4 separate regions of the Homo sapiens genome follow, and regions 1, 3 and 4 are each linked to region 2. Evidence: chromatin contacts called from ENCODE Hi-C data. All regions are on one chromosome and are shown on one strand. Each heading gives the region's core, a stretch centred on a gene start or an enhancer-like site at or near the end of the contact. The rest is flanking DNA. Distances are from core to core; before and after follow the strand shown. Region 1 overlaps COTL1 (coactosin like F-actin binding protein 1). Region 2 holds the start of FBXO31 (F-box protein 31). Region 3 holds the start of ANKRD11 (ankyrin repeat domain containing 11). Region 4 holds the start of MEAK7 (MTOR associated protein MEAK7).

Region 1 (5,833 bases), core at 1-2,500, 2.8 Mb after region 2:
AGGGAGCCTAGGGCTCCCCACTGCTGATGTGGGGCTGTGACTGCCACTGGGGTTTGTGGACCCAATTTGTTCAGAAGAGGGAAAGTAACTAAACCAGGGATGAAGAACTAGCGATTCCCCTTCCACTGCCCAGTGTGAGGTCAAAAGGGACCGAGAACCTCCTTCAGGGTGAGCAGGGTTGGGGAGAGGCCTCCAGTCTGCCGGGCAGCTGCAAAAACGGTGCGCAGACCAACAGGTTTTCCGTCTCCGACTCAGCTGACCCGTCACTGTCGTGCCAGATCTCTAGCAGCAAACATTTGTAAGCATAACGTGACTCGGATTTTCAAAAACAGGCCTGTCAGCAATCTTGTTGACCAAACCATTGTCGGATAAGCACGCAGCAGTCACCTAGCAAACCACGTCCCTCTTTACCCCGCTCCCCCACGATCATTTAAATGACATCAGGCTGTGGTTCTGGAAGGTTCCCAGTGTCCTTGGGGTTGTGGGTGTAACTTACTTATTGTACATCTATCTTGTGCCAGGCCCTGGGCTGGTACTTGGGACACAGGGACAATGCCTGTGGTTCTTCAACAAGAATCTGTGACCCTCCGGGGGCAAAGGGTGTTGCCCAAGGTAGACCTGGGGAGGTCTGAAAGAGGGGAAGGGTGGATGTGGAGGGTTGGAGGTGCGCAGAGCATGGCCGGCATGTGGAGGCACTTGGCAGCCAGCAGAGAGGGCAGACGCTGGAAAAGCCATGGAGCTCCGCAGAGGAGCCAGCCAGAGCCGTGGGAGGGGGCGACACTGAGAAGAGAGAGAGGCTGGGAGAGCTGGCTCAGCCCGAAGCCTTGGCCATGGGCTGAACACATGGTTGAGGTCCCCAAAAACTGCGTTGGCCCAAAGCAGGGCTGGTAACTTACCTCCATGGAGGCTTGGGCCAGGGATGGGTAGTTTGGATCCAAGTCCGGGCTGACCAATGTGGAAATGGGAACCCGAGAGCGGTTACCATGGAAACACACTCACCGTGTTCTTTTGCTTGTGAAATGCAGTCGGAGGCGGATGTTCAGCCCCTCCTCCCCCTCAGGTCAAGGCTGCCATTTAATTAAGCACTTTGGTGTTGATGCTCTGACGACACTCCTCAAAACAGAGCCCTGGCTTCCCAGACACCACGGGGACTGCTGAGAAATGCTCTCGAGCTAAAGCGCTGCTCCCCCACACTCCAAGTCTGCACCAGCCGCCTGTGGCTGCGCACTTTGCACCTTACAAGTGAGGAACTGCCATCTCTTGCACCAGTCTCGTTTCCTGTGCGCTGTGGCCACCTGGCAGCCCCGCCCTGTGTCAGGAGCTTTAGGTTGGAGGTTCCACCCTGATGGGCTAGGTGGGTTTTGTAGCTTTCACTTTCAGTCATCATGGTCAACTGATAAGGGAGGCGTGAAATCACCCCATTTTGGAAGGATCCCAAATGTCTATCAACTGATGCACTGATAAGCAAAATGTGCTCTCTCCATGCAATGGAGTGCTGTTCAGCCATAAAAGGAATGAAGTGGTGACCCGCACATGCGGCAGCAGGGATGATCCTTGGAGATGTGACGCTGAGTGAAAGCCAGACCGCAGAGGCCACATAGCATATGAGTCCATTTCAATGAAATGTCCAGCACAGGCCAATCCATAGAGACAGAAAGTGGAAGAGTGGCTGCCAGGGCCTGGGGGAATGGGGTGGAGAATGGGGAGTGACTGTTCTTGAGGACGGGAGTTCTCGTTGGAGTGGTGAAATTAGATAGTAGCGATGATGGCACAACATTGTGAGTGTCCTTAAAGCCACTGAATTGGATGCTTTAAAGTGGTTAAAATGGCCGGGCGCGGTGGCTCACGCTTGTAATCCCAGCACTTTGGGAGGCCGAGGTGGGCGGATCACGAGGTCAGGAGATCAAGACCACGGTGAAACCCCGTCTCTACTAAAAATACAAAAAATTAGCCGGGCGTGGTGGCGGGCGCCTGTAGTCCCAGCTACTCGGGGGGCTGAGGCAGGAGAATGGTGTGAACCCGGGAGGCGGAGCTTGCAGTGAGCCGAGATCGCGCCACTGCACTCCAGCCTGGGCGACGGAGCGAGACTCCCTTCTCAAAAAAAAAAAAAGTGGTTAAAATGGTGAATTTTGTTATGTGACTTTTATCTCAATAAAGAAAAGAACGTGTTTTACAGGTGAGGCAGCCCAGGCTGATGTTTGGGAATTCAGGCACAGTCCCCGGGGCATGGGAGGTGGGGCCCTCACCCCTCGGGGTCTCCTGTGCCCTGGACTCCTCTGTCCTCACCTTCTCACATCCAGTTGGTCACCAGGCCCTGTGGATTCACCTGCGCAGTGTCCCTGAGACCATCCTTCCTTCTATCCCTGCTGCGTTGTTACCTACTGACCCCCAGATAGCCATGGCCTGGTGGGGCATTTCCCTGGAGAAAGGGGGCTGAGCACACACACCCAAGGTGTCCAGGCCCTTGGCTCTGGCCTCGTGTTGAGAGTCTGGCCACATCACGTGGCCTCTGAGCCTCCAGCCCTTATCAATGAAGGTGATTTGGATGTTGATGATGAAAGTGGCCATGACGTCTCTACCTCATCTGCCTCCCAGCGTTGTTACAAAGACCAAATGAGATGAAATAGAAGCATGTTTTGTAAACTGAAAAGTGGTGTGCCAATGTGAGTGGTGATGACGATCAGTTTCCTTTAAGAAGTAAGTGTTGTGGAGTCCCTGACCCTGGACTGCAGCTAGGATCACGCATTCATGGTCTGCTGAGAGCTGCGTGTTCCTTAGCTCCCGGGGACAAATGGATGACCCGTTAGACCACCCGGCTTCTTGTTGAAGGCGAACGTGCTGGTTACCCCCTCCGGTTTTGAGATAATCACCAGGAAGTGAGCTTGTCAGCTGCAGGCCAGTATCTCCTGTAGACAGGTGGTTTGTGTCCTTGGGTCTTGGTGCTAACCTACATGCTTCGTGCGGGACTCTGCAGGGACGTACTTAGATTCTAGGAAGAAACGCAGATTGATTTTTTTTTTTTTTTTTAACTCAGTGTGATCCTTTGACCAGTAGCATCAGCATCACTGGGAAGCTTCTTAGAAGCGTAGACCCCAGAGCTGTTTAATCAGAAGCTGCGTTTAAGATTTCCCCAGTGATTCAAATCCACACAATGTTTGAGAAGCAAACATATCGCTCTACGATATCATTAGGTGCCTGAGAAACCCTCACACCAGCAACTAAACGCCCTGAGAGAGCATCAGTTTATGCAAGTGGCTAATACAAGGTGAATGACTCCAAACCAGTGGCATCCCTATGTGCCAGCAACCACCACTTAGGAATTGTAATGAGATCTTGGTGATAATGGCAGTTAAAATATGAACTGTTTGTGAAGTAAGCTGAATAAGGATATGTGATCCCCTCAAGAGGCACAGAACTTTGTTGGAAAACACAAAAGGGGTCCCAATTAAATGGGGACACCAACGGTTTACAGCAGAGGTTCTCAACTGGGGGTGTTCTGCCCCCTTTGGAGGACATCTGCAATGTATGGAGGCATTTTTGTTTGTCATAACTGGTGGGGCCAGGTGAGGGGTGCTGCTCAGCACCCTGCAATTTACGGGATGGTTCCTACCAGAGAGAATGATCTGGCCCCAGATGCCAGTTGAGCTGATGTTGAACAATTTTGGTTTATCCTAGTGGGGTACACATGCACCCGCATGCACACGCACACACATGCAATGCACACATACACATGCACGCACATATTTTTATTTTATTTTATTTTATTTTATTTTATTTTATTTTATTTTATTTTATTTTATTTGAGACAGGGTCTCAGTTGGCCACCCAGGCTGGAGTACAGTGGCGTAATCTCTACTCAACTGCAGTCTCAACCTCCTGGGCTCAAGTGATCCTCCCACCTTAGCCTCCCTGGTAGCTGGGACTACAGGTGCCTGCCACCGTGCCCAGCTAATTTTTTGGTTTTTTTTTTTTTTTTTTTTTTTTTTTTTTTAGAGAGGTGATTTCTCCATGTTGCCCAGGTTGGTCTCAAGCTCTTGGGCTGAAGTGATCCTCCCACCTTTGCCTCCCAAAGTGCTGGGATTACAGGGGTGAGCCACCATACCTGGCCAATACACACATCACTTTAAAAATTCAAAAAATCAGGCTGGGCGCGGTGGCTCACGCCTGTAATCCCAGCACTTTGGGAGGCTGAGGCGGGTGGAATACAAGGTCAGGAGATCAAGATTCATCCTGGCTAACACAGTGAAACCCCATCTCTACTAAAAATACAAAAAATTAGCCAGGTGTGGTGGTGGGCGCCTGTAGTCCCAGCTACTCGGGAGGCTGAGGCAGGAGAATGGTGTGAACCCTAGAGGCCAAGCTTGCAGTGAGTCGAGATCGCGCCACTGCACTTCAGCCTGGGCGACAGAGCGAGACTCTGTCTCAAAAAAAAAAAAAAAAATTCCAGAATATCAAATGATATTTTGATAATACAGAGCAGTGGAGGGTGGGGGAACTTAGCATAGTGGATTGTGAAACAAATTTTAAAGTCATGATAATAAAAACAGTGTGGCATTGAAATAAAACTTAATGTGGATCAATGGAACAAAATAGCCCTCAAAGCCATTTTAATAAAAATGACTATATAAGATAGAACAAGCATAACACAGCCAATGGAAATGTGTTCAGAATTCATTGTTGACCTAATTGCCCTAGTCATAAGTGAAATATCCTCGGAGCCATATCCCGGGCCAAATTAAGAGCCATTTTCTTTGTTTCCTCTTCATACCCAGCACCCCCCTTGCCCCTCCTGTCTCTCTACAGTGTAGAGTCTCATTCCAAACTGCAAAGATTGAGGCAAAAAGAGTTGATGAATTTCTGGTCTACAAAGAGGATGAATTTCTGGTCCCTAAATAAGATCCATAATTTGAGCCTTTTTAAATTTTTATTTTTAAATTTTTTTTGGCTGGGCCCTGGCACTGCTGGCGGCACCCACATCTGTGCAATGGGCCCACCCAGACTTTGAGCCTTGATTGTAGGAAGGCTGTAGGCGTTGCAGCCAGAAAGGCCTGGGTTTAAATCCCAGCATGACCTTGAATTCCCTCACAACCTTGAAAGTGCCATGTGACTTCTCTGAATCTCCATTTCCCATCTGTGAAATGGGCATGAAGCCTGCAGCACTGTTGCCAGGATTCAGGGGAGTGTGACAAGGGCAGCGGATGAGTGCTTCCCTCCTGTCCTCTGCACATGGTGCTCCCAGGGAACTGCACCGGTCTCCTGCTGTGCTGCTCCAGGCGCACTCGTGGCTCACAGCCTCTCCCCAGGGACATGACATGGGGGTGTTTTAACGCAGCACCATGTTCTCTTTTCGCTTTTGGCCACAGATGACGTCCGGTTGTTTGCCTTCGTGCGCTTCACCACCGGGGATGCCATGAGCAAGAGGTCCAAGTTTGCCCTCATCACGTGGATCGGTGAGAACGTCAGCGGGCTGCAGCGCGCCAAAACCGGGACGGACAAGACCCTGGTGAAGGAGGTCGTACAGGTACTGAGTTCCTCCAGAGTCTGGAGGTCAAAGCTCGCCAAGGGTCACCATCCTGCAAGGAGGGAGAGGGCTGGGTTCGACTCCTGGGTCTGTAGCTTAGCTGTGACTTGGGACAAGCCATGCTATGTCTCTGCACCAGTAAAGCCATTGGTGAAATGTCACCAGAATTGTTTCAGGATGCTGGCTAGGAGGAGTTAACTGTGTTTACGATCCCACCTATCCCATAACAGAAGCTTGGCAGCTGGGTGCCTGCCTCCGTGGGTGGGGCAGGTTGCTTGCTTCTAGAGACGGGAACTGGTGGGGGGACCAGAA
Region 2 (4,979 bases), core at 214-2,713:
GATCTGCCCGCCTCGGCCTCCCAAAGTGCTGGGATTACAGGCGTGAGCCACCGCGCCCGGCCTAATTTTTTAAATTATTTGTAGAGATGGGGGCGTCTCACTATGTGGGTAGGCTGGTCTCCGACTCCTGGGCTTAACCGATCTACCCGCCTCGGCCTCCCAAAGTGCTAGAATTACAGGCGTGAGCCACTGCGCCTGGCCTGTGTGGTTTGTTTGTTTGTTTGTTTGAAGAGACAGGGTTTCACCATGTTGGTCAGGCGGGTCTCAAACTCCTGACCTCAGGTGATGCACCCTTCTCCGCCTCCCAAAGTGCTGGGATTACAGACGTGAGCCACCGCGCCCAGCCATTTGTGGCTATTTTTGTTTTTTGTTTGTTTTGGAGACAGGGTCACGCTGTGTTGCCCAGGCTGAAGTGCAGTGGCACCATCACGGGTCACTACAGCCTCGGCCTCCTGGGATCAAGCGATCCTCCCGTCTCAGCTTCTCTTTCTAAAATTTTGTTTTGTAGACAGGGTCTCGCTGTATTGCCCAGGCCGGTCTCGAGCTCCTGGCCTCGATTGATACTCCCGCCTGGGCCTCCAAGAGATGGGGTCCGAGGCGAGCCCACGGCGACGTGCGCGGCTGCTCAGGTGAGAGGACGCCTTCGCGGTCACCACCCGCGGACCTGGGAGACGACCCCGCTCAGCGGCCTCGGCGGAGCCCAGCTGGAGCAGGCGTGCGCGGCTCCCAGCAGCTGCAGGAACAGGCGCCCTTTGGGCGGCGCCGCATGGCAGGGCCTCCCTTTCCAGACCGGGCGCGCATCCCCGGATCTCTTGGGCCGCGCCGGCCGCCGCCCCTCCAAGCCCTCCCCGGGGCTTCCGCAGGGAGCTCGGGATCCCCGAAGGTCCCTGCAGAGCTCCGCAGCTCGGGCCTTTTGGTTACCATAAGGCGGAGACGATGGAACGCGCGTTGTTTCAATGGACAAAAGGGCTTCTAGGCGCCCTTTGGGGTTCTGGCTGCTGCCTCTGTATTTGGAGGCTGTAAGGCGCATCTTTCTACTCACCGGCCGGCGCGGCACAGTTTCGGGCGCCGGAAGCGGGACGCACGGGCGCGAGGGGCGACCCCTATCTCCACAAAAGCCGCGGCGCGAAGTGGTCGCCGAGCAGCCTCGTTAGCGCAGTAGGCAGCGCGTCAGTCTCATAATCTGAAGGTCGTGAGTTCGAGCCTCACACGGGGCAGTCTAACGTTTTGCACTCGGCATCACCACTTTCTTTTCTCATGCCCGTCACGGGCGGCGCCCTCACGCTGGAGGGGAGGGCAGCAGTGCGGGGTCTCTGAGGTCGCCGCCCCGCGGGGAGGGGGTGGCGCGGCCGGGGCGGAGCTCTACGTAGGGGCGGGGCTAGGCTCTCCAGGGGGCGTGGCGAGCTCTGCGGCGGGGGCGTGGCTCGGCGCTGGCGGGGCGGGGCCGCGCTGGAGCGTGCGCACAGGCGGCAGCAGTGGCCGTCACTGGGCGGCATGGCGGTGTGTGCTCGCCTTTGCGGCGTGGGCCCGTCGCGCGGATGTCGGCGCCGCCAGCAGCGCCGGGGCCCGGCCGAGACGGCGGCGGCCGACAGCGAGCCGGACACAGACCCCGAGGAGGAGCGCATCGAGGCTAGCGCCGGGGTCGGGGGCGGCTTGTGCGCGGGCCCCTCGCCGCCGCCCCCGCGCTGCTCGCTGCTGGAGCTGCCGCCCGAGCTGCTGGTGGAGATCTTCGCGTCGCTGCCGGGCACGGACCTACCCAGCTTGGCCCAGGTCTGCACGAAGTTCCGGCGCATCCTCCACACCGACACCATCTGGAGGAGGCGTTGCCGTGAGGGTGAGCGCGCGGGGGTGGCGGGGCCGGGAGGGGCGGGGGGTCCCTGCCAGGTGGAGGCCTCGGAGCTGGGAGTGGCGGGGGCGGTGGCCCCGGCCGGGGGCCACCAGTTGGGCGCGGGGCCCGGCGATGTGGTGTTTTGGGTGTGGGTGGGGAGCGGCCGCGGTGACACCACGTTGAGGGGGCCAGGGAGGTATTTGAGGCGGTTAGGGAGGGTCCGAGGGGTCCAAGAGAGGCAGACGGGGTAGGGAGGGGTTGAGGGCGTCAGGGAGGCATCGAAGAGGCCCTGACGCGGGGCACGGGACACCACGGGGCCGAGGCCGTGCCGGGAGCTGGGGCTGGGATCCCTCGAGGTCTGCGCGGGGCCTAAGCTGACGCCTGGGGGCCGCCTCCTCTGCCCCTGTCTTGAAGGCGAGCCGAGGGTGCCCCGCTGGCCCTGACCAGAGACGAGGTGAACTTGAAGAAATGGGAGCAGGCCGGGCGCGGTTTCACGCCTGTAATCTCAGCACTTAGGGAGGCCGAGGCGGGCGGGTCACCTGAGGTCAGGAGTTCGAGACCAGCCTGGTGAAGATGGTAAAACCCCGTCTCTACTTACAAAAATACAAAAATTAGCCGGGCGTGGTAGCGGGCGCCTGTAATCCCAGCTACTCGGGAGGGTGAGGCAGAAGAATGGCTTGAACCCGGGAGGCGGAGGTTGCACTGAGCCAACATCTGGGCCATTGCACTCCACCCTAGGCGACAGAGTGCGACTTGGTCTCAAACAACAGCAACAAAAAAAATTACGGGAGTAGGGGAAGCCCAGTGTCGGGGGCTCCTGATGGTGGGGGCGTAGAGAGACGGATGGATCACAGCGGTGCGGGCTGGACTTTTGCCTTCAGCAATATTGGATGTAACAGATCACAGGAGGAGATGTTTATTTAATCTGGAGTTCAAGGCTCTCTCTGTTTAAAGGTTGACAGCTCTTTGATGTTCAAGCAGCTCATATTTAGGTAAAAAGGACAGGTTAGAAAACATCCAAGCGATGCAGAACAGCAAAAGGAACAAAGTAAATACCATCAGAGACCCCAGCAGTCAAAAATAAACCACTCTTAACATTTTAAAAAACCTCTGAGTCGTGTGTACCTTCTTCCCTAAAGGATATAATGCAATATATATTCTCTTAGAGACAGTGTAGTGTAAACAATGCTACATAGTATTTCACTCCCTGCATGTAGCACAGACTCGTCCCTCACTGATAAGCTTTGAAGTCTGCATTTTTTCCATGCATAAACAGTGCTTTGAAGACTGCTTTGTGCATTTTATAGAAATTTAGGAGATTGACATGTATCCTTGGGAACTTCTGAGATTGTCTCGGTGGGATGCACTTCCTTCTTTTTTTTTTTTGAGACGGAGTCTCACTCTGTCACCCAGGCTGTGGAGTGCAGTGGCGCGGTCTTGGCTCACTGCAACCTCCGTCTCCCAGGTTCAAGTGATTCTCCCGCATCAGCCTCCAAGTAGCTGGGACTACAGATGCGTGCCACCGTGCCCGGCTAATTTTTGTATTTTTAGTAGAGACGGGGGTTTCACTATGTTGGCCAGGATGCTCTGGAACTCCTGACCTTGTGATTCACCCGCCTCGGCCTCCCAAAGTGTTGGGATTACAGGCGCGAGCCCCCACGCTGGCTGGTAGGGTGCAGTTCCTCAAGTGGGATTGTGGATTTGTAGGACTGCATGTTGATGAAACCTTTGCAGCCTGTTGTCGGGCTCTTTGAGTTTGCACCCCAAGGAGGTCTGCATGAGAAGAACCCTTTCTCCAAGTCCTCCCGGACAGAGTTCGTCATAAATTATTTTTGTTGCTTAATGGTCGAGGCCCCTGATTTGGAGTCAGCTGACTTGGGCCCCAGCCCAGGCTCGTGTTTATCTGCTGTGAGATCCTGGACAAGCTGCTTCACCTTCCCAAGTCCTGTTGGGAGCATGAGTGGGAAGTGCTGCTCCCGGAGGTGCTTGGAGGGTGAATGAGGTAGGTGATGCCTGTGAAGCCCTCTCCCCTAAATGGTAGCTAGTGGGTGTTGATGATTCTTGGCTATTTTTATTGTGCCTTTTTGCGAATTCCTTATTTGTGGCTTTTTTTGGTCTTTTTTCTCTTAAGATGTCTATTTTTGTCTTTTTCTCTTAGAGTGTCTATTTTTGTCTTACAAATTGTGAGAACTGAGTATTAGTAATACAAGATTTTTGTCATGTACATGGAAAGTGAAGTTCTTTTTACATTTTAAGATTGAGACAAAGGCAGTTCCACTTTCTCTTTCCCTGTGAAGTCTACCCATTTGCTCTGGTTTGCACTTTGTGTAGCTGTAAGACTCAGATTCCCCAAGGATGTGTCGTTGTGCTTTGAAGTTTCTCCATTAGGCGGCCAGACCTGTGTGGTGACCTCTGGGGGGTTTGTTTGGGAAACCGTAAGGTATATATGGCTCAGCAGAGGGATAACAAGGTTTTTTGTGTAATCAAAAATTCAAAGGTATACTGTAGAATAGAACAACCGGAATTACAACTCAGAATAAATTCTTAGAATTACTAACAGAAATGTGAAAAGTCCTGATGGAGATGTAGAAAGCGACTGGGGACAGATATAGGACCCTTCAATCCTTTCTTTCCCACTGCTGCGGTTCTCAGCGCAGCTGTCCTGGGACACCAGACACCGTGATGTAGAATGAAAGCATCTTGTTCACCCAAGTGACCTGCTAACGTGAGAATTCTCATTTTGAGACATTAAAAACACACTTTGGCAGGCCAAGGCTGGCAGATCACTTGAGCCCAGGAGTTCAAGACCAGCCTCGGCAACATGGTAAAACCCATCTCTACAAAAAATACAAAAGTTAGCCAGTCATGGTGGTGCGTGCCTGTGGAAGGCTGAGGTGGGAGGATCACCTGACCCTGAGGCGGTCGAGGCTGCAGTGAGCTGTGAACATGCTACTGCACTCCAGTCCGGGTGACAGAGTGAGACCCTTTCGCAAAAAAAACCCATGAAAAACAAAAATGATGAACCAGGCATATTTCCGGCCATCCCCAATAAAGGACTTAAATCATTTGTCATATTTGCTTTTGGTTCCTTTGTCTTTTTTTTTTTTTTTTTTTGAGACGGAGTCTCGCTCTGTCACCAGGCTGGAGTGCA
Region 3 (5,466 bases), core at 699-3,198, 2.1 Mb before region 2:
GGGGAAACATTCTCGAGTGCGAGCATGACGGCTTAGGTTGATGTTTTTCAAATTTTCCCAATGATGAGTATTGTAAGGGACCAAAATAAAAAAATGCCAATGCCTAGTCCCCTCTCATCTAGAATAATTCCATAGGTGATGATGGGGTCCAGGACTCTGAATTTCGTCAATTTTACCAAATACTTCGTCCAGTGAGGCAAATATGGAAACACTTGGATCACCTCTTCGTGAACGCACATCAGCGCATACGCCGGCTGTTTTTATCAGGCGCTCACCCCTCATCCAATGGCGTGACTAGTTGTGGGTGGAGCCCGAAATCTGGCTGCCTAGAGAAGGCTGAAGGTCCAGTTATAGCATAACTAATGTTTCCCCAGAGCTCACATACGTGCCAAGCACCGTGCTACAGCCTCCACAGCCCCTTCATTTAATCTTCCCGATGGGCCTATGAAATAGGTGCTCCTGGCCCGCACCGTGGCTCATGCCTCTAATCCCAGCACTTTGGGAAGCTGAGGAGGGAGGGTCGCTTGAGTCCAGGATTTCAAGACCAGCCTGGGAAACACACAGAGAGCCTATCTCTACGAAAATTTAAAAAATTAGCCGGGTGTGGTGATGCCTGACTGTGGTCCCACCTACTTAGTAGGCTAAGGTGGGAGGATCCTCTGAGCCCGGGAAGCTGAGGCTGCAGTTAGCACTGCACTCCAGCATGGGCGACAGAGTGAGACCCTGACTCAAAAAAAAAAAAAAAAAAGAATAGGTGCTACTTGTAGTTCCCATTTTACCCACCAAGAAACTGAAGATCTGAGAGACAAAGCCTACAGGGTGACCGCTAGTCACTGGTAGGGCTGGGATTTGAACAGGGGCGGTTTAACAACTGATCTCTCGACCATAATGCGTGTTGCCCAAGAAAAAAGACCGTCCTCACGGTCCTATCCACTCCGGACTTTGCAATTCCGTTATTTCGTAAATTGAGGCCTATAAATAGTTTGCTTACCCGTTGTCTTAGTCCCCAGTAACATGCAGAACTAAAGAAGAAACTGAAGGAGCACCGATTTTGTTCACCTTGCTTTTTGGTTTAGTTCTGGAGGAGAACACAGGTGCACTTAGAACAGGATCCACACTTACCAGAGGCTTGATTCATTTTAGCTGCAAAGAAAACCAGTCCTCGTCTACCTTTTTCGCGTGTTGGAGAACTAACTAGCAAGGCAGGGAATGCGGTTCGTGGGCGCTTGGCCTCCTCAAGCGGCTCAGGCTCTCAGAGCGCGAGGCCCAGGGGCTCTGGAGCCGCGGCCGCGACGCGCCCGAGGGCCGTTCTCTTCGACGGCAGAGCAAGAGTCACCGCGCGGGAGCCCCGAGCGACCGCCCCGCTGCCCCGGTACCCTCCCCTCGCAGCCGCCCAGAGCTCTTCATGCCCCGTGACGCCCGTTAGGGCAGCGCGGCCGGAGGCCGGGCCGGACGTGGCCCGAGATGTCCGGGGGCAGGCAGAAGACCACGGGCACGCGACAGGCAACCGCCGCCTCGGCTCTAGAGGTGGACGTTTTGTCTCCCTGCGCTTCAATACCAGATTTTGTTTCCAGACGACATCCCTGTTGCTTCCGGCACTTGGAAAGACCAATCGTCAGGCCCGAGAATGCAAGACCCACCCTCCTTTGCGACGGAGGCAGCCAATCCAGTTGCTCGCTACTTCCAGTGTCGCATGCGCCCTTACGCAGGACCCTGCCCAATCGTTACCGGGACGTCCTCCTAGTCCCGCCTCCGGACCGCCAGAGAGGCTGTCAATCCCGCCTCTCTCCTTCACTCCATTAGCGCACTAACTCACGGCGCTGTGACGTGCACAGCCCCTGCGGCCGGCCGGGGCGGGCCAATGGCGGTGGCGGATACGGCGGGCCAATGGGCGGGAGCGTCTCATGCGGCCGGCTCCCGCCGCAGCCGCCGCTGGGTCCTGGAGCCAGAGGCCGCCCTGAGACGGTGCGCGATGGACCGAGGGCCCCAGCCGGGGAGGCGCCGCCGCCGAGCCCGCGGCCAGACGCCCCATCAGTAGCGTCCGCACCGGGAGCCGCGGCTCTCGCCCGAGCCGTGGGCGCGCCCGAGGGGCGGGCTCGCCTCCCGCCGTCCCTCGCAGCTCTGCCGGGCCCGAGCCCGCGCCGCCGCCGCCGCCGCCTTGCCGCTCGGGCCGCGCGGCCCGGGAAACGCGGCCGCGGGCTGCATGGGCAGCGCCCGCGCCCCGCCGCTGAGCCGTCGCGGAGCCGCGCAGCCCTCGGAGCACGGTGAGAGGCGCCGCTGGTCTGGGGGCGGTGGTCGGGGCGGGCACGGGGCATTCGCGCGGCCTTGCGGCCTGCAGGCCTTCCCCGGCGACGGAGCTGCGCCGCGGGCCTCCGGGCGGGCCTGGGGGGTCGGGGCCGGGTGGGCGGGGGTCTTTGGGGGCCCGGGGCGATCGTGAGGGACCAATAATGGGTCCCGGAGCGGGCCTACGGGTCCGGGTTCGGGGCAGCCGGGGGTCTTTGGGGGCCCGGGGTGGCCGTGAGGGGCCCATAGGGGGCTCCGGGGGGGGCCTGGGAGGTCGGCGGAGCTTGGGTCGGCCGTAAGGGGCGGACGGGGGCTCCGGGCGGGCCTGGGTGGCCGGGGGCCCGCGGCGGCTCTGAGGGGCCGATTGGGGGCTCCGGGGCGGGCCTGGGGGCCGTGGGGGCCCGGGGCGGCCGTGAGAGGCGGACAGGGGGCTCCGGGGCGGGCCTCGGGGGCTCGGAGCGGCCGTGAGGGGCGGACGGGGGGCTTCGGGGCGGGCCTGCAGGTCTTGGGGACCTGAGGCTGCCGGGAGGGGCTGCCAGGGGGCGCTGGCCGGGCGCCGGGTTCTGCGGAGCTGGGGCGCCGACCTCTGACCCGCGAGAGGGGCGCCTTCGCCGTGCTGGTCGTAGTTGTTATTCTCAGCGTCCCTATTATTATCGCTGTTTTGAAATGAGAGCAGGCGGCTCTCGGGCTCCGAGCCGGAGGGGGAGGGCGAACTGGGGACCTGGGGGCGTCGGGGTTGCAGGAGGCGCGCGTAGGCCGAGGAGGGGCAGGAATGCGGGCAGCCGTGTGGGGGGTGTTAGGGGGAGGGTAGGCGGGCGGGTGTGGGGGGTGGCTGGGAGGAAAGCGGTGGCGGTGGCGGCTGCAACAGCAGCCCTTGGCCTCAAGGAACAATGTGAGACGTTGCCTGAAATGTTAATTTCCGTTCCTCATTTCATCATCCCCTGGCAGGGCGGTAGCTGTGTGTGTGGTGTATGTGTGTGCGCGCGCGCGCGCGCGCGCGTGTGTGTGTGTGTGTAGGGTTGGCCCTGCCACATTGATTCAGTCCCCTCTCAAAGAGGGATTGTACTGTTAACTCTTGTGTTTGTGTTATTTGGGAAGGTTGGTCGGGGGGAGTCTTGATTTTTCTCGAGGCTTGCTCTTTTCCTGGTGCCCCATTAAGATTTTCTGCTTCTGTTGTGTTTTTGGAAGGTTAGTGTTATATATCAGCTTCCAAGAAGTTTTGGAAGAGGCTTGGGAAGATGAAGCTGGTCTAACAGCTCCCTATGCTTTGAAACTGTTTTCCTTCTATGTAACATGCTTAGGATTCATCGTTTTTGTAGATTATGAGTAGTTTTGTATCCTTTTGCAAGAACAGGGTTTTATGGTAGAGAAATTAGATTTCAGGCTTTCTTACATGAGGAGAGAGTTTTATGCAGTCATTAGAGCAATATCCTTAACACTTGAAATGAGAAATAAAAGTGTGCACAGTTGTTGAACTGCAAAACTTAGAGAATCTTTTGATCCTTTTTGGGATGTTGAGACTTAGCCAAACATATAAGATGATATTACCTGTGGAAAAAGTGCCATCGAAACAGTTACTGTTTTTGTTGTGTGCAGACCTAGTCTATGGCATAACGTTCAAAATCGGAGACCCTGAGGCTGTTTCTTTGGTTTCTCTGAGACCTTGATTTCTCTTAGTAAGTATTGGCTGCCCTGGAAGACTTCGAGTTCTGTTAGAGAATGATTACAGAAGTCCTCTGATTTTACTCTGCAACTGTAGTTAAACTAGAAAAAAAGGGGGGGGGGCGGATGTCTTGCTCAGCCTTCATTGTGACCCTTGCATTGGATCTCGTATAGTTGGTGTGGCCTCCCCTACCCTCCATTCAGCTGTTGTTCTCCTCTTTCTGTAGTTTCTCCCCGAAGAGCAGGATCTCCTTCGATAGGCTGGCCATCTGAATGGAACTGGATGGGAGGGAACAAAGACCAAGTTGCTGTGACGTTTTCTCTGTTCTTCGTGATGCCTCTTAAGTTTGTTGAAAAGTTCCCCACAAGATAGTGCTAAATTTGACCTAAACTTGAAACTTTCAGCAGTTTTTTTCTTCTGTTCTATTTTTGCTGTAGTAAAATATACATAACACAATTTACCAGAATTTTGTTTTTAAAGGTGTCACCTTTAAAACCTGAGTTCCTCTTTTGCAGCTCTCATTTGCGTCAGCCTTCTGACTTGCATTGCCACCGCCAGATGCTTTTCTCCGGACTGGCCATGCTGGGCACCCCATACCAGCAGTGCCATCACACCCTCCCAGATGGGCTGTTGATGACGAGCGGCTGCCATGTTAGCGGTAATTACAGTGTTGATACGGTGGCAAGTAGAACTCCCTACAAATAGAGTGAAGGAAACTATGCTGTTTGTGTTGGACAGTATTTTTCCAAGAAGTTTTTGTGCCCCTTTTTATTTTATTTTATTTTTATTTTTTTGGAGTCTCGCTCTGTCGCCCAGGCTGGAGTGCAGTGGCGCAATCTTGGCTCATTGCAACCTCCGTCTCCTGGGGTTCAAGCAGTTCTCTGCCTCAGCCTCCCGAGTAGCTGGGATTACAGGCGCCCACCGCCACGCCTGGCTAATTTTTGTATTTTTAGTAGAGATGGGGTTTCACCATGTTGGCCACGCTGGTCTTGAACTCCTAACCTTGTGATCCACCTGCCTTGGCCTCCCAAAGTGCTGGGATTACAGGCGTGAGCCACCGCGCCCGGCCTCTTTTTGTGCCTTTTTAAGTAGATTTGACATAGAAAGGTTATGCTTCATCAAATATAAGAGGAGTCTTATTTTGCATATGGGCAGAGAGCCCATCATCAATTAAATAACATAATTAGAGAGTATCAGTAAATGCTGGCTCAGAAAATAATCTGCATTTTGTTGCCAAAATAAGTGTTTTGATCTGTCCATTACTCTGTGTAACTCCCTTCATCCTCAAATCGTAAGTGTAATGGGTGAGTGTCTCTTAATAGCAAGGTATTTGTAGTTAATCGGTGAAAATGATGGTGCATCCCTTGTCTGGTGGCTGCGTCAGTTTGTGACTCTTGTGTAGTCAGTGCTCTGTGGGAATTCAGTGTGGCCCGTTTGATAAACTTTATAGAAAAATGGAATGAATTCAAATAAAAGTTATTGTCTTGAAATTTTGAAATGTTTTCAGTGTGTGTTCTCTT
Region 4 (5,672 bases), core at 2,131-4,630, 2.9 Mb after region 2:
ACCTCCTCTCCAACACTCGCTATTTAAAAAACTTTAGCCCTCTTAGGCCGGGCATGGTGGCTCATGTCTGTAATCCCAGCACTTTGGGAGGTCAAGGTGTGAGGATCGCTTGAGCCCAGGAGTTCGAGACCAGCCTGGGCAACATCGCGAGGCCCCATCTCTACAAAAAATAAAAATAGCCTGGTGTGGTGGGGTACGCCGGTGGTCCCAGCTACTTACGAGGCTGAGGTGGGAGGATGGCTTGAGCCTGGGAGGTCGAGGCTGCAGTGAGCTGAGCCGTGATTGCATCACTGCACTCCAGACTGGGTGATAGAGCAAGATCCTGTCTCAAAAACAAAACAAAAACGTTAGCTATCCTAGTGGGTGAGCCGTACATTTATTTTTGATTTTCAATTTTGAATTGTTGCATGTGGTCCGGCAAGCACTGCACAATAGAATAACTGCCTGCCACATGTGGCCATTCAAACTGAAAATGAGAATAAATTCAATAAAATGAACTCGACTTCCTCTACTGCACAAGTCAGCCGTGGCTTCCGGCTCCATGCTGGCGGCACAGATGGATCGTTGCCCGCCTCACCGAGTGCTGCTGGAGGCTGCTGGTGGTGCCTCCTCAGGGCACGGCTGCTCCTGCGTTTGCTGCTTGGTGGTGGCCTCCTAACAGCCTGGCCCAGAAGGTGGTCCATGCAGCCCAAACTTGGGTTCCAGAGATGGGGAGTCGGGGGCAAGGAGCACATGGGGAAGAGAGAGTGGATGCTCAGCCACAATGGGGGCCCGGTGGTGGCTCAGCCTTTCTGTGGAGGTGTCAAAGCTGGACATGGAAAATTGGGCAGGGATGTCGCTAGCAGAGGCACCGCTGTGGATGGCAGGACCAGCCTGGTCAGGACCTCTGGGAGCCAAGGAGAGTTCAGTGCCCAAAGTCAGCATAAAAAACAGAAGCTGGTGCCCCGGGGGCAGTTGGACAGCCCATGGACATCCCCGGGAGCACCAGCTTGTTGAAATAGCATGATGTATATTTTTAAAAGAGTCTCACTTTATATGCAAAATGTCAAGCAATATAAATCTCTTATTTAAAAAAATTGAGAATACCAGGGGCGGTGGCTCATGCCTGTAATCCCAGCATTTTGGGAGGCCGAGGTGGGTGGATTACCTAAGGTCAGGAGTTCGAGACCAGCCTGGCCAACGTGGTGAAACCCCGTCTCTACTAAAAATATAAAAATTAACTGGGTGTGGTGGCCTATGCCTGTAATCCCAGCTACTCGGGAGGCTGAGGCAGGAGAATTGCTTGAACCTGGGAGGTGGAGGCTGCAGTGAGCCGAGATTGCGCCATTGCACTCCAGCCTGGGCAACAAGAGTGAAACTCCATCAAAAACAGAAACTTTCCAACCAGGCAGGTGGGCAGATTGGAGTGTAGGCTGTTTCTGGAGGGTATGGCCACGAGGTGGCGCCACTTCGGTAGCTCTCAAACGGCGCCGCTCCGCATTTGCTTCTGTGGTTTTCTGGGGGATTTTGTTTCACCGTTTTAATAACAAGATCTCACTTTCCTGCCCAGGCTGGAGTGCAGTGGTGCAATCACGGCTCACTGCAGTCTCGCCCTCTGAGGCTCAAGCGATCCTCCTGCCTCGGCTCCCTGAGTAGCTGGGACTACGGGTGTGCCATACCACGCCCGGCCAAGCTTTTCATTTTTTGTAGAGATGGAGTCTCACTATGTTGCCCAGGCTGACACATCGGCTCCGGTTTGCTCCTGCGGACCCCCCAGTACCTGCACCTGAGAGGCCACCATTGCTGTCCACCCTTGGTGTGCCTCAGCCTACAAAAAACTGTTGCTATGTCAAAAATGCCACTACCTCGGATGGCACTGAAAAAGACACACCTGGTTGATGTGTGCAGGAAGTACAGGGGTGTGAAGGCTGGAAACAGGGTCTAGTCCTTCATGTCTAAAGGCCCGTGTGTCTTGGGCATCAGGAGCCCTGGCTGCAGGTGACAGGCACCTACTCTAAGAAGCCGAGGTGAAGAGCTGGGGCTACTCGTGTCATTGGCATCCACAGCTGGGGGTACCCTGGCTGTAGATGCGTTAGTTTGTGGAGCTGCTTCTCCTGGGACATTGGCCTTGGATCTCAGAGCAATGTCTTGGTGAGGGGCCCTACCTTGTGCACTGTCACCAGCCAGGCCTGCTGCCCTCAGGCAGAAAGCCTTCTATTTTTGTTCCAGCTTAAAGAATAAGAGGTGACCAGCCGGGTGCAGTGGCTAACCCCTACAATTCTAGCACTGTGGGAGGCCGAGGCAGGCAGATCACCTGAGGTCAGGAGTTCGAGACCAACTCAAGCGGACGTTGGCGGGCGAAGTCACGGTTTTCCAGGCTGGAAAACCAGCAGGCCGTGCAGGGGAGAGAACTGGTACCATGGACATGCGGGAGCTGAATCTGCAGGAAGGTGGACCCCAGGGAGGATGCGTGGGGTGGAGAGAGTAGGGAGAAGTCGAGAAACTCCAGGGCAGAAGCCAGAAGGGCCCAGGGAAGACCACCAGGGACAGCGAGCGAGCCAGGGCCAGGAATGGGCGCCGGGGTGCCCAAGAGAGAGGTCTGATGAGAGCACGATCACCAAGCGCCAAATGCTGCCTGCGAGGACCCAAAGCGCACCTCGGATGTAGTGAGCAGGCCCCCGGGACCAGGTTTCGGTGGGTTTGAGAAGGAACGAGCTGAAGAAGTGGGGTGACAGGTTCAGACGTCTTGGAGTGAACGGGAACCGGCTGAAGAGGCGCACGTGGGGTGGAGGGAGTCTGTTTAGCCAGGCTGTGGAGCTGGCGCCTGATGGCTGCCGGGAAGGACCTGGTGCCAGGGAAGAGCGAGGCAGGGGCAGCTGGCAGAGGGAGGCCCGAGGGGAGGCGGACCCGAGGCTCTAGGCCAGGACCAGCAGGCCGGGGAGTCAGGGGAGAGTTGCCTGGGGCCCAGGAGGCTGCACTGCAGAGGCCTCTGCATGGGCTCCACATGGGCCACTCTCCTCCCCCGGGTGTCTTCACCCCCAAGCTCAGCCTCTCCCCCAGGATCTCCCACACCCTGGCTACTCCGCTCCAGCGCCCAGCCCAGACACCCCTTCTCCCCAGGTACCACTGCTGGCCTGGCCTGGCCTGAGTCATTGGCCGCCCTCTCCAGGCGCCTCCTTGGTACGCACGCAGCCGGGCCGGATTCCCGGGCCTGCAGCCGCTCCTCCCGCAGACCGCGGCCCCGCCCCGAGCCGCACCCACCGGGTTCGGCTCACTCCCTGTGAGGCGCGTCACCATTGGCTGACTCCTCTCTTGGGTTCCGCCCCACACCTCCGCTTCCACGATTGGACCAAATGACTGCCCCTCAGCAATGTTGCCTGGCAACAGGGAAGGGGCGGCTCTCGAGAGGAGCCCGTGGGCTGCTGGACCGGACCGGACAGCACCAGGAAGCCCGGCAGGGTAGGTACCTGGGCTGAGGTTCGCAGTGAGCTGACCCAGAGGCGCAGGCCCAGCTGAGTCGGGGGACTGGAGCAGACGGGTCCAGAGTAGGCCTGGGCCCTGCCCCTCCCTGGCCTCCCACGCCTCTTCAGGCCCTCGGGTCGGGGGAGGGAGAGGTGAAGGCTGCGGGGAGGTGAGGGGTGGGGACAGCGGGGCGGGATGGAGGGAGGGTCTCCTGGGGGGGATCAGAATCATCCTGCACCTCCCGCTGTTTATGTGGTCAAGGTAAGAGGGTGGCGAGGTGCTTCCCCCAGGGCCAAGGCCAGCCGTGTTGAAGGGGGATTCAGAGCCTGTGTAGACGCGGAAAGGGAGGGGTGCCTCCACGGAGGAGGCGAGTCTGGGGTAGACACTGAAGTGTGTGTGGAGGGGGTTTTCCTTCTTGTATTCTGACCACACCCATCTGGGCTTTTCCAGGACAGTGAGCTGATAACTGTTCCCAGGCCATGTAGGTGGCCAGCACAGGACAGGTCACCTTCTGGCCCACAGGAACTTCTTGCCCAGGCTCAAGCTGCCCCTTCGCACAAGGGCCTCTGGGCTCTGAGACACAGACAGGACTTCGAAGCCTGTCCAGATGAGGCAGTTGGAATCTCCCCAGCTTGTGGGGGTACGGAGGGACCCTTGTGTGGCTCTAGGGATGCGGGGCCCTTGGAGTAGAGAGTTGGAGCTTGGCAGCCAGGGTGGGAAGCAGCCATGTAACAGCCTGTTGGAGAAGCTCTGAGCAGGAGGTGACTAAGCCATTCCTAGGATACTAGTGGGAACCTTGGGGGCCATCCTGCAGACAATCGGTCCCTGTCCACCCCTCCATCACGGAGGCAGAGCAACCTTCCGTTTCTTCCAAGCAGGGCAGTTTCTCTTGTTCTAAGACAAGATCCCAAGGAGCCATTCTCTGTTGTCTTGGGCCCATTATTCTGTCTCTGACCTCCAGTAAGCAGATCAAATGCCCTGGGTTACCTTATTTAATCTTCTCAACCTTATGTTAAAGAAATTAATTAATGATGCTTATTAAAAGCACATTAATTATTGAAGACCATTGCAATGGGTATAGGGACCACAGCAATGGGATTTTGTAGTAAAGGAGAGAGATTGGGCTCAACTCTGATTATAGCATGGGCAAGTGGGAAGCCAGGAAGCAGGGTGGGGATCAGTGGATGGAAGATGACTGAGGAAACATCAGGGCGCTAGGGTGGATTCTGGGTAAGCTTACCTAGCAGTTTGTTACTGAAGGCAGGCCAGGGTGATCAGACATCACCTAGGGCAAGCTCGTCCAACCCGTGGGCCATATGTGGCCTAAGGCGGCTTTGAATGACATCCAACACAAATTCATAAGCTTTCTTAAAACATGAGATTTTTTTTTTACCATATATGTAGATATATGCACTTATCAGTTATTGTTAGTGGGTTTTATGTGTGGCCCAAGACAGTTCTTCCAGTGTGGCCCAGGGAAACTGAAAGATTGGATATCCCTAACCTAAGCATTAAACCTGGTTAGATAGCAAGTGAACAGATAATGGTGATCAAATATCAAGGATGAGTGGTTTTGTGGGTTTTTTTGTTTGTTTGTTTTTTGTTTTGCTAAAACCAGATTTTACAAAGAGGTACACAGATGGGCCCAGGAGCCTGACTAAAGTCTGGTCAAGCAAAACATCTTGGTCACTTATTATGGGCTGCTGGAACTTTTGTTTGTGTTTTTATGAGACAGAGTCTTGCTCTGTCACCCAGGCTGGAGTGCACTGTTGTGATCTTGGCTCACTGCGACCTCTGCCTCCTGGTTCAAGCGATCTTCCCACCTCAGCCTCCTGAATAGCTGGAACTATAGTCACACGCCACCACACCCGGCTGAGGTTTGTATTTTTGGCAGAGACGAAGTCTCACTATGTTGCCCAGGCTGGTCTCAAACTCCTGGCCTCAAATGATCCTCCCAAAGTTCTGGGATTATAGGCTTGATGATGGAAAGCTTTCAGTCCCTGGCAAGTTTTCTCGGTGTCATGGGACTTTCACAGTACACCTGGGTACATGGGGTGGCCTCTTCTCTGCAAAGCTGTGCATAACACAACCCTACATTGGCCTCGAGACTTCTGTGGGTTCCCTTGTATCAAGTTCCGCTTCCATTTTGTTCCGCTGCCCTACATCCTCAGAAGCCAGGTTTTCTCACCTTCAGCCCTACCGATGTCTGGGACGGACACTTCCTCGTCGTA

The links. Hi-C counts contacts between places; a loop is a spot of excess contacts on that map. Pooled maps may share reads with other maps.
Region 1: a map with no recorded cell type shows a loop between it and region 2 (7-fold over the local background). The contact joins the enhancer-like site here to the promoter of FBXO31 in region 2. A Hi-C loop is called at or near these places in 2 of 37 single-sample maps with no recorded cell type and 6 of 50 pooled maps.
Region 3: a loop to region 2 is called in a map of B cell, with 15 times the contacts of the local background. The contact joins the promoter of ANKRD11 here to the promoter of FBXO31 in region 2. A Hi-C loop is called at or near these places in 2 of 168 maps with a recorded cell type or tissue (B cell and naive thymus-derived CD4-positive, alpha-beta T cell) and 6 of 50 pooled maps.
Region 4: a pooled map shows a loop between it and region 2 (13-fold over the local background). The contact joins the promoter of MEAK7 here to the promoter of FBXO31 in region 2. A Hi-C loop is called at or near these places in 2 of 37 single-sample maps with no recorded cell type and 8 of 50 pooled maps.

What each region holds. Positions count from the first base shown.
Region 1 is chr16:84,589,793-84,595,625 of GRCh38, reverse strand. COTL1 (coactosin like F-actin binding protein 1) reads left to right here. Exons shown (of 4, transcript NM_021149.5): 3 at 5,364-5,521. Among named protein-coding and RNA genes, the nearest start is that of COTL1, 25 kb to the left of the region's middle. RefSeq lists enhancers at 1,435-1,734, 4,800-5,299. Within about 2 kb of position 1,250, at least 18 of the 41 ENCODE cell types and tissues checked have a DNase peak (open chromatin) inside an H3K27ac peak, as active enhancers do.
Region 2 is chr16:87,380,260-87,385,238 of GRCh38, reverse strand. It overlaps FBXO31 (F-box protein 31), which reads left to right and starts at 1,463. Exons shown (of 9, transcript NM_024735.5): 1 at 1,463-1,834. The coding sequence starts at 1,495. It overlaps TRM-CAT6-1 (tRNA-Met (anticodon CAT) 6-1), which reads left to right and starts at 1,145; the gene lies at 1,145-1,217. It overlaps LOC124903747 (a long non-coding RNA gene), which reads right to left and starts at 1,306. Exons shown (of 2, transcript XR_007065168.1): 1 at 1,043-1,306. RefSeq lists enhancers at 355-1,006, 1,007-1,660 and silencers at 1,068-1,727, 1,868-2,107.
Region 3 is chr16:89,487,043-89,492,508 of GRCh38, reverse strand. It overlaps ANKRD11 (ankyrin repeat domain containing 11), which reads left to right and starts at 1,948. Exons shown (of 13, transcript NM_013275.6): 1 at 1,948-2,264. It overlaps LOC101930112 (a long non-coding RNA gene), which reads right to left and starts at 1,539. Exons shown (of 2, transcript XR_933895.4): 1 at 1,123-1,539. LOC101927863 (a long non-coding RNA gene) reads left to right here. Exons shown (of 5, transcript NR_188547.1): 5 at 1-106. RefSeq lists silencers at 1,229-1,278, 1,399-1,488, 1,689-2,168, 2,743-2,792, 2,873-2,982 and 1 more and enhancers at 2,374-2,888, 2,889-3,402, 3,992-4,061, 4,212-4,481, 4,260-4,760 and 1 more.
Region 4 is chr16:84,502,367-84,508,038 of GRCh38, reverse strand. MEAK7 (MTOR associated protein MEAK7) reads left to right here and starts at 3,380. Exons shown (of 8, transcript NM_020947.4): 1 at 3,380-3,438. LOC124903736 (a long non-coding RNA gene) reads right to left here and starts at 3,237. Exons shown (of 2, transcript XR_007065149.1): 1 at 3,104-3,237; 2 at 360-693. RefSeq lists enhancers at 292-792, 2,920-3,039, 2,402-3,349, 3,470-3,970 and silencers at 1,065-1,301, 1,285-1,404, 3,590-3,639.